Regions from separate parts of the Mus musculus genome. Here region 1 is linked to region 2. The links are chromatin loops, found by intact Hi-C in ENCODE. Cell type or tissue: left cerebral cortex. All regions are shown on one strand.

Region 1 (8,000 bases), 710 kb after region 2:
GCTTTCATAGGAATATGCAAATGAATTGCCAGTGTATTTGGTGAACACCTCAATGCTAATATTTTGTTTATTCTACTTTTAAAACTTTATTTTAGGACTGAAAAACACCTTTTATCCTTATTTATTAGATATTTTCTTCATTTACATTTCAAATGCTATCCCAAAAGTCCCCTATACCCTCAGTCCGCCCTGGTCCCCTACCCACTCACTCCTACTTCTTGACCCTGGCATTCCCCTATACTGGGGCATAGAAAGTTTGCTAGACCAAGCAATGATGACTGACTAGGCCATCTTCTGCTACATATGCAGCTAGAGACACGAGCTCTACCAGTACCTTTTATCTTTTAATCACACTTTGTTAGGTACTTCAGACTGCCAGAGTAATAGTGAATATGACCATCATTAAGCCAGAGACCTGGGATGGAGGAGTCCCCCCAGGAGTCAGTGCAGGGGATCTCTGCCTGAAAGAGTAACAGTGGGAAAACGGAGCCTGTAGAGGCCACACCCAGTAGCTAGGCAGGACATTAATCCACCCACAAAACTTTTGAGCCAAAATCTGTTCTGTCTAAAAGAAATTCAGGGACAAAGATAGAGCAAAGACTGAGGGAATGGCCACCCAATCATCTGCCCAACTTGAGGCCCACATCATGAGCAAGCACCAATCCCTGACAGTATTAATGATACTCTTGTGATATTTGCAGACAGGAGCCTAGAATAACTCTGAGAGGCTTCACCCAGCTGACTGAGACAGATGCAGATACCCACAGCCAAACATTGCATGAAAAACCAGGGAATCTTGTTGAAGAGACAGGGGAAGCATTGGAGGCCCTTAAGGGGATAGGAATTCCACAGGAAGACCAACAGAGGGATCTCACTTGGAACTTTAGGAGCTCCCAGAGACTGAGCCACCAAAGAAAGAGTATAAAGGGACTGTAACAAGGTCCCAGTACTTGTGCAGCTTAGTCTCCATGTGGGTCTCCCAACAACTGTAGTAGGGGCTGTCCTGTTTCTAAACCTGTTGCCTGTCTGAGGAATCTGTTTCCCAATAGGGCTGCTTTGTCTGGCCCCAGTGGCAAAGGTTGCACATAACCATGCTGAGACTTGATGTTCCAGGGTGAAAGGATACCCAGGGGTAGGGGAGCACCTCTCAGAGGAGAAGCAGAGGGGTTTGGGAGGAAGGACTCTGTGGGGGAACAAGAGGGGGGCAGCGATTGGAAGATTTGGATGGAAAAAAATCACAGCAGTGGTTAAAAATAAATAAATTAAACAAACAAAATTAGTGCAGGTCCATGATCCCAGGACCTAGGAGTTTGAGGCAGAAGGACTGGAAATTTGAGACCAATCTAGGCTCATAGTGAAGTGTTATCTCACCAGCCCTCCCTAGTTATGCAGAAAAATTTCACTCTCTGAATAAAAAGTAGTTCATTTAGATAAGAAAATTAGAAAGGAATCTGATAATACAAATAACTTAAAATTTCGAGGTTGATGATGATTTTCAGAGGTTAACACCTATATCTAGTGCAATAAGGAAGTTTATTAAGATCCATGGTATTTTACGAATGAGGATTGGAGAGGCAATCTGTATACACCCAAATTTACTATAATCATGCAGAAGATGAGGACTTATACACTTAGAAAGTTGTTATTTGCTTTTAGCGCATCAGGTGACAGATAGGCAACATCTGGAAATTCTCCATCACTTCTAGTTTTTACAGTATTCCAACCTAAGTTTTCCCTAGCACAGTGATTCTCAACCTTCCTAGTGGTAGAGGCATTTAGTACAGTTCCTCATGTTGTGATAACCAACACCACAAAAAGTATCCTGCTATGAGTTAGTAACTGTAATTTTGCTACTGTTACCAATAGTAATATAGGTACATGGGATGTCTGATAGGCGGCTCCCAAAAGTGCTTCTACAAGAAATTAATTCACAATCCCAAAAAGGTAGCAGAGGGTTTTAATATGATAGCAGATGTTTACATTCCTTGGACTTTCAAAGATCTTCTTTCCTTTTACATCTTATTAGCTTTGTGTCTCTCACGTTTTTAGGAGCCTTTCTAGCCACGCAAGTTGTTAACCCTGAGACCTATCATTGCATGTTTATTACTATCATTAACTCACATTTTATTTTTTCATACTTGTTTGTGTTTCTATTTACTTTCTTATTCAAATAGAACACAAATCGGTGGCCTAAGGCATTGGATCTCCTGTGTTTGCTATTGCCGAGCAGACTCTCAGCAAATGGTTGAATGACAAAATAACTGTTGACAAAGGAAGACTTTTTAAACATAAATCGGGCTACCCATAAATATGAACTGCAACAAATAAGATACACTTTAATTTGCTTCACAAGAAATATCAACTCTAACAATATTGAAGATATACTGATCCTGTTGTTATATGTTAATTATATAATTAATTTTGAAATATATTGACTTCATATTGAACTTTTTTATCTGCAGTTGGTATAATATCATTGTCACTTTGTATTTTTGGTGATGCCTAAATTCTCAGGTAAACTTAAATCATAATCTCTTGTATTTGGAGTTAAATTTGGCAGTCACGAAGCTGGTCACTCTGAGGAAGGCTGTGGTTTTCCTTCTTGCCCAGCTGTTGCTAGATTTTTTTCTCTTGCCTACGTTTTTGGTTTTGAACTGACACTTTTGTTTCTGTCCAGAAATCAGAACTAACATGGGACTATTACATCATCCAGAAAATTTCCACTACAACAAATTGAAATCACTTGAACTCATTTATTAAATGTTGTTTCCCCAGGTCTTTCAGTTCTCTCAAATCAAGAGTAACTAACCATATGCTGACTGCCAAAGGACATGTACTAAGCTCTTATTTAAAACCTAGTCAAAATGAAGTTTAATATTTAGTAGATGCTTCTTAAACACACAGTCTCAGTTTATTGAAAATGTATTTCCTACAACTAGGTGGTGGACTATTAATAATTGCTACGCAAGTATGAAGAAGACTGATGGTAGAATTTGTACAGTATTAACCAGCTCCTTTCTGCTCTTCTCTTCTGATAGTTGCCTCAGCCATGTGTCTAATTATAATACATTGTTTTTGTTTTTATTGTACATTCTTTTCTTAAGCTTATGTGTGATCAATGTTTTGAGTCAAGGTTGCAAATTTGTATTGAAATTATTGTCATTTCCTTTTTATCTTTACAAAGTAACTTGTTTATATACTATCTGGGGGAATAAAAAGAATCCCTCAATTCCTGAAATCCTGAAATTGGAAGTTTAACGGTGCTGGTTTCTGCAACTAGTGGCTAGGTGACTTTGTTATTAGCCACCATGAAGTTTTGTCATTGTAACTAGTGGAAATTGTGTTAACAAAGATGCACTGGGTAATATGTAGATATATCAGAAAATGAATGAATTCATCTAATGAATAGAAACCAGAAGTATGCTTAACATTTGATAATATATAAAAACTACACAAGAAAGGATTATCCTGTCTATAATAAACACTAATATAGAGAAACAATGGTGAAGAAAAATGAACTATACCCATTATTTTAAAGTCAGAAGTAGATGAATAATTGAATATTTTAAAATCTTTTAAAAGGAGTATTTTAAAAATCAGTGGAAACATGAATGGGGGTTATAAGAAATAAAATCCTAGGTAATGGAAAAGGGATTGCACTAGGTTCTGTAGACCTATATAAGTAATCTGGTGTCTACTTTGCATAAACTAAGAAACCATTATGCAATGGAGAATGGACTAGAACTTCATTTATTTTATGTGTAGCAGAGTCTTTGGGAAAGCAGGCTGCTCTCAGAGGCAGGGTTCTAAAGCTGCTTCCTAAGATCTCTTCCCTTGGTTATTCAATAATTCAGTAACCCAGGTACATCTGTGGAAGCAATTTGAAAAGATATTTAAGGTCATGGGTCTTGGGAGAGGAAGATCATCATGGGTTTATTATACAGCAGGATGATATAACTAGGGAAATGTCTCCATTTTGTTCAGACAGGTAAAATACAATAGAGGCAAAGCAAAGGTAAATTGAGAAAACCAGGCCCCACACATTCCTGGCTATAAATGGGCAAGTAAGAGAAATATGGAGGACTTCTACAAATTGAGAACCATACTTAGCCAAAGGCCACAATGAAAACCTGGAGTCTCCAACCTACACTGAGATGCTTGAATAGCACTGATGACCAGAGAGTCCTATTTCCTTAGAACTTCCAGAAAAGCATTCCGTTCTGCTGCCCTCTAGCGTTTTACTTAAACACAAAATCAACTAAATCACCCTGTGCTCAAACATTTATGGGACGATAGGATAATAAACGTTTTGAGCCACTAATTTTGTGACAATTTCTTTTAGCTGAAATAAGAAATGATTAAAGCTATCGTTTTTGTGTGGGAGGGAAGTATATAGAAGTATGATGTTTAACCTTCACTGTCAACTTGACTGGACTGAGAAATGCTCAGAGAATTAATGCAGCGTACTGTTGCATGTATCTGTGAGTGGACCTCTGGTGAGGATTCATACTAAGCATAACATATCAGGGAAAGGGATGTGATGAGTGTGGGTCATAACATCTGACAAGCTGGGGAAGCAAGGGCCGACTTAAAGGGAACGAGAAAGCAGGTATGCAATACAAGTCCTTCCTGAGCCAATGTAACTGTTGCTGCTGGTAACACCTAAGGTATAAGACTACAGGTGTTTTATATTGCTCAATGTGAATTCACTGGGACTCTTTGGAGATTCCAGGCTGAAGGCCATAGGCTGAGGTGCACCTTTGGTTCCCCTGGATGTGAAGCTGCCCATTCTTTGGACTGAGCAGATAGAGTGTTCTCTTCTCTGCAGACTGCCACTGCTGACCTACCCAGAATCCAGTCATGTAAACCAATTAAAAATTCTCCAAAAATAAATATATCACCTCAGGTCTCGTCTTTTAAGGAATCCCGGTGAGAAACAGAAAGCAAAGAACCGTTTGGTAGAAACAGTAAAAATATCCTTGAAATCTATTGATATGGACAAGAGAAAATTGTGCCCTTAAAGAAGATTACCACTTAGTGATTTGAGTTCTAGACATGTTAGTAAGGTACAGGCAATAGGAATGCTAATGGATTAGAGAAGAAATAAAGAGGGGAACAGAACACAAGAAAACACCAAAATATACCCGAGAAATAGCTGAATAAGGATGCCATGACTCATTCCAGATAAGAATGAGCAGGCTTCGAATGGAAGATTGGAATGTTGTTGCTGAACACATTAAGTTTACGATTTTGAATAACTAATAATAATTAAGTTAGAAGATATTTGGGGGTGTACTTGAAAGCAGGAATTGTAGGAACAGCCAAGATTTTTGCCAGTAACTAAGTCATATTACAACCTTTGATGCTAGCTAAATGATAGGTCACTGAGTAAAGTGCTTCCCATACAAGCCTGGGATCTTGAGTTAGGATCCCAAATATTCAGGCAAAAATATACATGTGTTGCTGTGCATCTGTGATACTCAAACTTGTTCTGTCCGTAATCTGGTAGTTATAAAAGGATGAGAACTTAACATCCATATCCTCAGCACCCACACAAAAAGCTAGGCATGGCCAGCAACACTTTCATCTACAATGGTGTACTAGCTGCAGAATCCACCAGGGCAATGTGGCACAGGGCTTGTGGGAGTAACCCACCAATAACTGATTTCATTGAAGGCCACTCACTCCATTATATGAAACCCATACCCAACATTGCTTGAGGGAAAAGGAACTTGAGACTATGTTGACTAGGGACCTAAGATAAAACCAAATAATCCCGACTTAAAGAAGAGAAAGTAGCGATAAAATGACCCCTAGCGATAGTTTTTGTTTTACCTTACTGTATTTAATTTCCTTATACTTCAAAAATGAATGAGTAAATGAATGAATAAATGAATGAATAAAACTTAGCCACTAAGGTAAAGGTTAACCATTTAACTGTCACTTTTACCTGCTCAGAGAGAGAAAATTTGTTTTCTCTAATACCAATCACTCTAGGACAGAAATCATGTATATATAACATATACTAGACTTCACTGTTATTTTTGCATGTAATCTTATTTGTTTACAATTGTGTGGGGGTTTTTCGGAGGGGGTTTTTATTTTCTTGGTTGGGGGTGTTTGTGTTCTTGTATTGGATATTTATTTATTTATTTATTTATTTATTTATTTATTTATTTATTTTAGAAAGAACTTGAAAATTGAATGGCTAGGAAATTGGAGAGATTAAACAAGAATTTGGAAGAGGAAAAATATGATCAACATAAATTTAAATTTAAATTTTGCTTTAAATACTAAAAAAAAAAGAAAGAAAATATTGCTTCACCTTTTCTGTCTCTTTGCTGCTTTCTTTTTTTTTAATTAGGTATTTTCCTCATTTACATTTTCAATGCTATCCCAAAGGTCCCCCATACCCACCCCCCCATCCCCTACCCACCCACTGCCCCTTTTTGGCCCTGGCGTTCCCCTGTACTGGGGCATATAAAGTTTGCAAGTCCAATGGGCCTCTCTTTGCAGTGATGGCCGACTAGGCCATCTTTTGATACATATGCAGCTAGAGACAAGAGCTCCGGGGTACTGGTTAGTTCATATTGTTGTTCTACCTATAGGGTTGCAGTTCCCTTTAGCTCCTTGGGTAATTTCTCTAGCTCCTCCATTGGGGGCCATGTGACCCATCCAATAGTTGACTGTGATCATCTACTTCTGTGTTTGCTAGGCCCCGGCATAGTCTCACAAGAGAGAGCCATATCTGGGTCCTTTCAGCAAAATCTTGCTAGTGTATGCAATAGTGTCAGCATTTGGAAGCTGATTATAGGATGGATCCCTGCATATGGCAATCACTAGATGGTCCATCCTTTCGTCACAGCTCCAAATTTTGTCTCTGTAACTCCTTCTATGGGTGTTTTGTTCCCATTTCTAAGAAAGGGTAAAATGTCCACACTTTGGTCTTCGTTCTTCTTGAATTTCATGTGTTTGGCAAGTTGTATCTTATATCTTGGGTATCCTAAGTTTCTGGGCTAATATCCACTTATCAGTGAGTACATATTGTGAAAGTTCCTTTGTGATTGGGTTACGTCACTCAGGATGATACCCTCCAGGTCCATCCATTTGCCTAGGAATTTCATAAATTCATTTTTTTAATAACTGAGTAGTATTCCATTTTACTAATCTCTGGACCAGAGGTACTCATTGTGTGGGTAGATGCCCCTTTGTCCAACCTCTGTTTCCAAAAATGTTCATAATAGTGTTCATAATAAACAAAAATACAGCTATGAAGGAGTAAGCAGAAAAACTTATAGTTGGGGGTCATCACAATGTGAGGAACTGTATTAAAGGGTAGAATAATTAGGACCCAAAAAGCTAACAAACAATCATATAAGCAAACAAACAAAAAACAGAAAAGAAAAACAAAAGTAGAGATGAGGAATGTAGTGTGGGCTATACACATATGAAAACATCTATAAAAATAAATTGACCCATAAAGTCCACACACAGACACACCCCACCACACACATACATACACACACATACATACATAACTAAGGAACTAATAATTTTTACATAGTACAGTAGGCAGTACTGCAAAATTGTTGATTAAGCAAGTGGTAAAGTGATCTACTTAGTATTAATTCAGAGAAATATAGGTCTACGTCTGTGTATTTGTTATTCTCTATAGCTTACAGATTATGGAGATGAAGAGGGACCCAAAGACTTCAATTAAGCCGAGAAGAAATGGAATGAGATCATAAAGGCAGATTTGAATTTTTACAAAAACACTAAAATTTATTCTTATCTCTTATATACAGTTTCAAAGCAATAAGTATTAGCCATGAGAGTCATCTACACTCACACAAAACAAATGAAGCATATATTCAGTATTTTATAACTTGAGAAAAAAATGATTCATTTAATTTTTATTTGTAAATATTTGAACTTATCTTTACATCACTAAAATTAAAAATAAGTGTTTCAAAATCTAATGAGCTTCAAAAACTACTTTT
Region 2 (8,000 bases):
GAGGTTTTTCTGGGTCGAGGGAAGATTGTGTTGTATGCTATTGCCCTAGCAACAGGCTTGCCTTTTTTTTTTTTTTTTTTTTTTTTTTTTTTTTTTTTTAATCACAGGTACCCCAGGAGAAGCAGCAAGTTTAGTACAGAAACTGTAGCTATTGGGGAAGCTTTACTCCATGGGCACCTGGGCCAGAAGCCAGCCCACGAGGATTGCCATAGAACCAGAAGGTCAGGTCCCTTGACCAGTACCTGGTGGCTGTGCTGGCCAGCTGTGTGTATGTGTCGGGAGGCGGGGACTGAGTGGCCAGGCCTGGCCATACGCAGATTGCTCTTACCTGCTTCTTCAGGGTCGGCTCTGAAGTTCCTTTTCACTCAGCCTCTCAGTTCAGTACTCCCAGGAGGTACTGTCCTTGCTCACTGAGCTCCTGCCCTGCGTGGGCTGTGGGATTACAAAACCTAGCCTTCCGAATGCTGTGGAGGCCGTCTCCCCACAAGACGAATCACTCCTTCCCCTGTGATATTTCTGTCTCCTCTTTGGATCTAGCCTTGCTGACATGATTTATCATCTCACCCTGTAGGCACCAAGGCTCTCGCTGCTTTAAACTTCTCTTTCCAGGCTTGCCCAGGACCCTGCCTACCTTCTTCCATCGCCCTGGGTCCTGGGCGCAAAGTTTCCCTGTTAAGCAGCCTGGTGCATGACCCATTATGGAGTGGGAAAATCGATGTGACCTGAGAGAGGGCAAGCCTGTCCTCTCAGTCTGGCACACCTACTCTTTTAGTTCAATGACGAGAGGGAATTAGAGGCCGGGAAAGAAAGTGACAAAGCAGTTTCCCAACCTGTATCTAGGACGCATTTGTCAACTGTGGCTCCTGCCTCTCGCTCTCCCCAAGCACTGTCCTGTGGCACTATCTTCAATTTTCACTGTTTCTCCCCCTGCCCCCACCGCCCCATTCCTTTCTTTAAACCTCAGAAAAGCTACTCATCTGGCTCATTGAAAGCCCCTTAGAGTAAATAGAATTCTGCTCAGACCCCACGGAATTGCTTCTTTTCGGTGCTCACCCAACGCTAGGACTCTGTTGAGAGCAAATACGCTGCGTGTACAGGGCCAGTATCAGCAAGAAGAGCTCTGTCCCAAGGAGAAAAGATGGGCAGGCCTTTTAGAAACAGATTTCCCCCAGGTTCAGACTCATCAGCTTCATATCAAAAATGCATCGCCAAGTCTAACTGGCTTGTTTTCTGTAGCTTGTGTCACACTGGTCGAATTAAGGGCAAACAAACGGATGAATGAATGTGTGCTAGCTCCTCTATGCGGTTTGATATGTGCCTGTTTCCGTACAGTTTCCCAGGTTTAATGATGCATGCAAAAAAAAAAATCAAGAAATAGAACACCCACCCCCACCCCCACCCCCACCCCCACCCCCACCTTCACCCGCAATTCTGAAGACAAGAGGTTTGGATATTCGGTTGCTAATAAGTTTGAGACAAAGCCATTCAGCAGCCAAATCACACCTGAAATGATGCAAAACTGCATGGAATGTATTTACTTCATTTAGTGTGACTCTGCTCCTGTTTTCACGAGTGGAACATTAATGTTAAAGATGAGTGCTGTTCCAGATGCTACCCATAGCATGTATTACCAATGTCCTGATATTTCTCAATTTGGAGCACACGTAGTCCATAATGCTTCAGATATGGAATTATGGAGCTATATTGTGGTTATTGCGGAGGACTGTCATGTAATTTGTGAGACAAATTACATTTGTGCATATGCCCATTTACAAATTAATGTAAATGTTTCTCCTAGCATTCTACAAAACATTAGGGGCACTGCCTTTTGCACACTCACCTGTCACCAGATTACAGATCTGTTCTCCAGTCAATGTTTCAAGCTCGTCATTCCTAGTCCATAATTGCTGCACTCAAGTGTTACAGAAAGGACAAAAAGGCAGAACAAACATGCAGGGCAGAGCACATTACGGGATATTTTGATGTATCTTCAATTTTCTCTCTCAATAAATTCTTTGGACAACCTACTGCATGAAAATGTTGGCTTTCATTGTTAAACCCAATCGTCGTTCCATTTTAAGTGGCTAAATATGTACTTTAAATATCTTTAAAACTATTTAATTACATTTCAAGGCATATGAAGATGAAAATAAATTTTACTTCTATGCTTACTATAAAACCAATTAAATTTGAAAATGCTATGCTTCGATTTGAGCAAATAGAATAACTTCTTTGCTGTACGAGTAAATGTTTCATCTCTGCTCTTGCCATTATCCTTGCTTTATTATCAAGATAAGCAAGGTATTAATGAATCCACCTAACCATCAATTTATCCATCTAACTACCATCCGTGTAGGTATCAGCTAGCTACTAATTCATATTTTCTTCACTGTTCTAGTTAACTTTCCATGGCTATCACAAAAAGCTGAGATTGCCAGCCTAACAGGAGGAGATGTTTACTTGGACTCACGATTCCAGCAGTGTCATTGCACATTCAGGTGTCTTTGTTGCTTTAGGCCTGTGAGGAGACGTAGCTTCATAATGGGACCGTGTGGCTTTAAGCTGCTCACCTCCTGGAAGCTGTTATCAAGAGGAAGAGACTGCAATCCTCAATTTCCCCACCAGAGGACGCTGACAGCAGCCACACTTTCTCCCACAGGTCTTACCCTGCTCAAGGTCTCACCATCTCCTAGTCGCGTCCCAGGTTGGCAGCAAAGCCTTTGAGGGACACTCAAGGGGCAAGCCAGAGCAACCACAGACTTCAGAGACTCTGCTAGATTCTAATAGGATTAGCATTTCGAGGTTGTCCTTATGGAACTTCAGAGTGAAGGTCTGCTGCGACTCAGGAGGAGATTGCTTTGAACTTAGAGGAAGCATTTAACAAGACAGATGATCTTTAAAAGAGTCTGAAAGACAGAGACTGAAAAAGCCTGGCCTTGGGAGCCAGAACACCTAGTTTCAGATTCCGTGCTATGCTTTAGTCTCCGTGTGAGCCAGGCAATCTGCTTAACCCATCCCATCTTAATCCCCTTGTCTATAAATGAGAGGAAAATGTTACGGCATTATTTTACAAGTTTATTCTAAGGGTAAGCAGATCATGCTAAATAATTTCTGAACTAAAGAAATCACGACACTTTGCACATGGTAAGTACTCAATAAATGCAGTCTTACTTCTTGCATTTGATTCCGTTTAGTTCTTGGTTTTTTTTCCTGCTTTATACCCAATTCTCTGGTTCATCTTTTTCCAATCATTTAAATATTCATTGAATACATATAGCATACATGGTACAGCCATCTGTGGTAGGGATGCAAAAACTCAAACATCCCTGAAGAGTCTAACCACTTAACAGAGGAGAGAGAAGTGAGAGAAATCAGTAAGGGATAATCAAGGGGAAGAAAAGAGCACACTGCCTTTGCCCTGGAAGGCAGAGCTGAGAATACAGAGTCCTGGTTGCCTTGGCAACCGATAATCCATAAACATGTCCTATGGAGAGGTTTTCAACCAATAGCTTAGTAACTTAAAAAAATCTGCTCCTTAAACTGCAGCGAGAAGAGATGAGGAAGTGCACATAGTTGCCTGTAGGGGACGACAAAACTGCAACATCTAGGTCTCTGCTGTGTGTCCTTGACCAGGTCATTTAACTCCTCTGTGCATGGTTTCTGCACTTGAAGATAACTGCTGTTATTTCATTGAAGAAAAAGAATAAGTAAGCCACTTACTGTGTCATTAACAAGCACGGACTCACCATTTGATACACAGTGGCTGTTATTTTCCCTCTCTTAGAATTCTTGCCAACTGTTTCCCCTCAAAGTCCCACCATGAGCACTGACATGCTGAACACAGTAATTCCTCCGGATTCTTTACAAGAAAAGCACTTTAAATACAAACTAATCTTCCGTGTGTGTATTACTTTAACCTTAGTCCCACATTCTTCTTTTAAACCTTTATTTATTATTTGGTAATTTTATGTCTAATAATTTGGTTTTTTAAAAATCTTCTCCTACCACCCGACACAGGACACGTACCCAACTGAAGGCTGACTGGAAGGTCACATGTGAAAAACTCACAACAGGCACAGTGTATAACTGAATAACTAGCTTATTCTCAAACAACGAAAACGAGTTTAGAGTTGTAGCACAATGAGAGCATCTCGGGTTCTGGTGACTGGGTGGGGAGAAGCTGCCCCTTCCCATAGGTTCCTCATAACCTAGGCAGGAAGCCAGGCACCTATCCAGTCAGTCTCTGTTCCCGGAACAGCCGTCGGGACTCGGGCTTGAGATCTGCTTTTGGTTTCTGGTGTACCATGGCTCTCTTCACAGGGGCACTCAGCGTGACTTTTAGCTCAGAGGCAGCAGGGATCCATGCCAGAACCCCGGAAACTTAATGATCTGCTTCCTCCTCTCACTACCAGGAGTAATTCTCAGATTTACAGAGCTCTGGCACCCCTTTGGGCCGTGTGCTTAGGCTCCATTTCATCTCCAGAGCCAAGGGATTCCATCCCAAAGGTTAAACCAGTCGGAAGCTGTCTTGCCACTGACAGGATGAATCTTTTCCCGGGGCGGCTCCCAAGCGCTGCAGGTGGCTGAGCAGCAGAGATCACTCTGCATCCCTGAGTGAATGCCTTGGCTTCCAGATTCTCAAAGAGCATCAAAGGCTGATGGGGCTCGCCCCGTTTCAGAGGCGAGGAGGTACTGGAGGCAGCATTAATTGTTGGATCTTGATAACCTCCCCACCCATCTTGTGACGCCCCCTGGGCTCAGAAGCCCATAACCCTGACTGCACAGGCTTTTCTTGGCAGAGACGGCAGCGCTTCGGGAACTTTCCATTTTTCACATGCCAAAACTATGCCTCCAGTGTGCTGTCAATGCGCCCGGCTTGAAAGCGTTCCTTGGTGATGTGCTGGGGGCTGAAGTTTGTTCCCACTTGCTCTCTCCGTGTGTGGGAAGCTCCCCCGGGAAGAGGCTGTGGCTGGGCACGCCCAGATTATCACTGATCTTCTCCTCCCAGGGTTGGAGGCTTGAGAGCCATGGAAGGCTGCCAGGCGCTTGGAGGAGGCTTACAATCCTCCAATTATTGTCAGTGCACCGTGTTACTTCCCTCCAGTCATGAAGTCAGCACGCCATAAACCGTTTTTCCGTTTGCTCTGTGAATTTCAGGCCACAACACTTTAAGTCTCAAATATCGCATCTTTGGAGGATAGTCCCTTTGTAAATTTTGTAACATAACCTTTGAGGGCTAGCAGTAAAACCTGTTAGAAATCTCACCAGAAAACATTTCTTAGCTGACTCTGGTCCCCACTCCCCCCGCCCTCTCCACGGTTTCGTTTCTACTTAGCATGTAGCCTGTAATGTCTTTTTATTAAGATCAGAAATTTAATTATGTACATATTTGAAACCTGAACCCATTAAGTCTACAGATCCCTTGAAAATGCCATTTGCCAGGTGTGCAATCACAGTCAATGTGCAAAAATGTCGCACAACAATTAGGTTTTAAAGCTTAACTTACAACGGGCTGAGGGACTAGCTCTTTAGATGGAGAGAAATTGCTCTGGAGACGGTAAAGCAAATCAGGAAAACGGCTGAATAAGTGAGAAGAGAAATGAAGAGGATTATGTCCCTACAAAAGATATTGGCAGGGAGGGAGAGACTAAAGCAACGAGGAAATGCAGACTGGAAGACAAAAGGGAGCAGAGTCCTCCAATATGGTGGCTCTCCACTGTGGGTCGGAACCCCCTAGGGGGTGGAAAGACCTTTCCCAGGTATTGCCTAAGACCATCTGGAAACAGATATTTCCATTATGATTTGTAACTGTAGCAAAGTTACAGTTATGAAGTAGCAATGACATAATTTTGTGGTTGGGAGTCACCACAACTATATTAAAGGGTAGCAGCATTAGGAAGGCTGGGAACCACTGGTCTAACAGGAGGCTCTGTGGCTAGGGAAGTCTCCCCTGTCTACGGAGACTTCCCTAAGCTGAGGCAGCCAGGTCTTCTGGGTGTTCTCAGGTTCCCACAACACCCCCACTGGGTATGTCTGTTTCTTTCTTTATGTATTGTTTTGCTCTTCACATCATCATCATGATTTATGAGCTGACTTGCCTACTAGACTTTAAACTCCCCAAGGCCAGGGATCGGGAGAATTGTTTAAGACAGTATATCCTGTGAAATAAGGTTTCTCTGACCTTATTTTGTCCAAAGGGCAGGTAATGTCTGTGATAGGCTTTAGGTAGGTGCACCTTCTACATAAACTCAAGTAGGGACTTGGTGTCCGGGGGTTGTCAGCAGACAGGCTTAGTGTTCAGCCAATCCCTAGGGTTGATGACCCAACTTGCCCAAGGCTGCCTCAGATCAAAAGGAACTTTCTTTTTGGAAGATGGCCACATCCAGTACCTAGGATGGCCATCTCTACCTAGCTGGAACAACTCTGACGGGGTATTCTAGACCAATAGAGATGTCTAATGCTATTGATGGCTTTTGCAAGTTGATCTTTCTCTTTGTCCACTTAAGTTATTTTCTCTCTCTCTCTCTGTCTCTGTCTCTCTCTCTCTGTCTCTCTCTCTGCATGTGTGTGTGTATATGTGTGTATGTATCTGCTAGTGTTTGTTTGAAAGTCAAAGGTCAGTTTCCAGTTGTTTCTTGGGATCTACCCACCTTGTTTTATAACACAGGGTTTCTCATTAGAACCTGGGACTAATAGATTGGACTAGGCTGGCTACCCACTGACTCTGGGGTGTCCATCTGCCTCTCCCTTCCCAGAATTATAAGCTAGTACCTCCATACCTGGTTTTCTTGTATGGGTAGTAGGGCACTTTGGCTACTGGCTACCTCTTCAGGCTTCATTCCTGTTTTTATTCCTTGCTTCATCAACTGTTTTCCCAAGGTAATTCCTGATGATGTCTGGTTCAGCAAATCCCAGCTCAGAGTCTGTTAGCAAGAAAACTATTTATACCATCTTTCAGTTGAGGTTAAAGAATAATAAAAGGTAATAGGTACCGAATTTAAGCAGACATATTTCATATTTTCAATCATATGGAACTCTAGAGGAGAAAGCAGTCTTACGGGATGAATAACAGAGGAAATACTATGAGGTGTGTTCACATTGGCTTCTCAGCCCCTGACCTGGCTGGCTGTCCTTGTTCTGTCCCACAATGAGAAAGAGTTGAATTCAAATTTCTTCACATTTTCTGTCTCTCTCCCTTTTTTTTTCCTCACAGTTTCTTTCTATTCCTAACTCCTCTCAGGTTGAAGTGGGAACTCCAGGAGCATTTACTGAGAGCTCAGCTATAAACAGAAGAGTCCCAAAGATGACCTCCAAACTGTAAATCCAGGAGACAAACCTGAAGAAGAGGAAAATGTGCCATCCAGAGTCGCAGTCAGTGATAGAGCAGCCCCAAGAGACTGTCATCCTGACAATCCAGGAGGATGTGTGTGAGAAGGATTCCTTTGATAGCTGTCTGCTGGAGAGAGCTGCTGCCTTTCAAGGCAAGCAGGTAAAAGGATGAGGAGGGCACAGGCTCAGCAGAGGAGAAATCAGGATGGGAACAGCACGAGCGAACAGCTAAATCAGACCTGAAAGCATAATCGCTGACATTTAAGATGAAGAGATTGGCAAAGAGGGTCATTTTGCTGCCTCCGAAGTAAAAACGTAGGGAATTCAAGGACGTGAGCCACAAGTGAGAGTCAGAATCTTACTGTAGTTTGGTTTTAGGTCCCTCAGCATTGTATTTAATCATTCGTCAAAGCAACAGTCACTCAACCAATAATCCTTAAATATCTGCTCTCATTACTTAGGCTTCCTTGGTGCATTTGAGAAGGAAAAAAATAGTAAAGAAGAATTTATATTAATAGTATGAGTAAGAGAAGGGCAAAGTGGCCTCAGAAGTCTCCCAGGAGAGCAGCAATGGAAACCCCAAGGATTTGGTGACAGGAAGAGGAGACTCTTCTGACATCTAACCAGGTCATTTAACCTTTCACCTGGCATTTACAGTTTTACCTTTCGGT

What was found. Hi-C counts contacts between places; a loop is a spot of excess contacts. Peaks named below come from ENCODE experiments on the same cell type or tissue, not always from the same donor. Only the 100,000 strongest peaks of a DNase experiment are listed, where the experiment ranks them.
Region 1: a loop joins it to region 2, with 7 times the contacts of the local background. A loop is called at or near these places in 2 of 42 quality-filtered maps.

Annotation. Positions count from the first base shown.
Region 1 is chr14:88,274,316-88,282,315 of GRCm38, forward strand. All of the region lies in intron 3 of Gm33203 (a long non-coding RNA gene), which reads right to left. Among named protein-coding and RNA genes, the nearest start is that of Gm33203, 59 kb to the right of the region's middle. In left cerebral cortex, a CTCF peak has its summit at 4,229 (motif pointing left); a DNase peak (open chromatin) is centred at 4,221.
Region 2 is chr14:87,563,736-87,571,735 of GRCm38, forward strand. No RefSeq gene overlaps it. Among named protein-coding and RNA genes, the nearest start is that of Tdrd3, 150 kb to the left of the region's middle. In left cerebral cortex, CTCF peaks have their summits at 2,623 (motif pointing right) and 3,578; DNase peaks (open chromatin) are centred at 2,705, 3,571, 4,612 and 4,965; H3K4me3 peaks cover 1,093 bases; H3K27ac peaks cover 543 bases.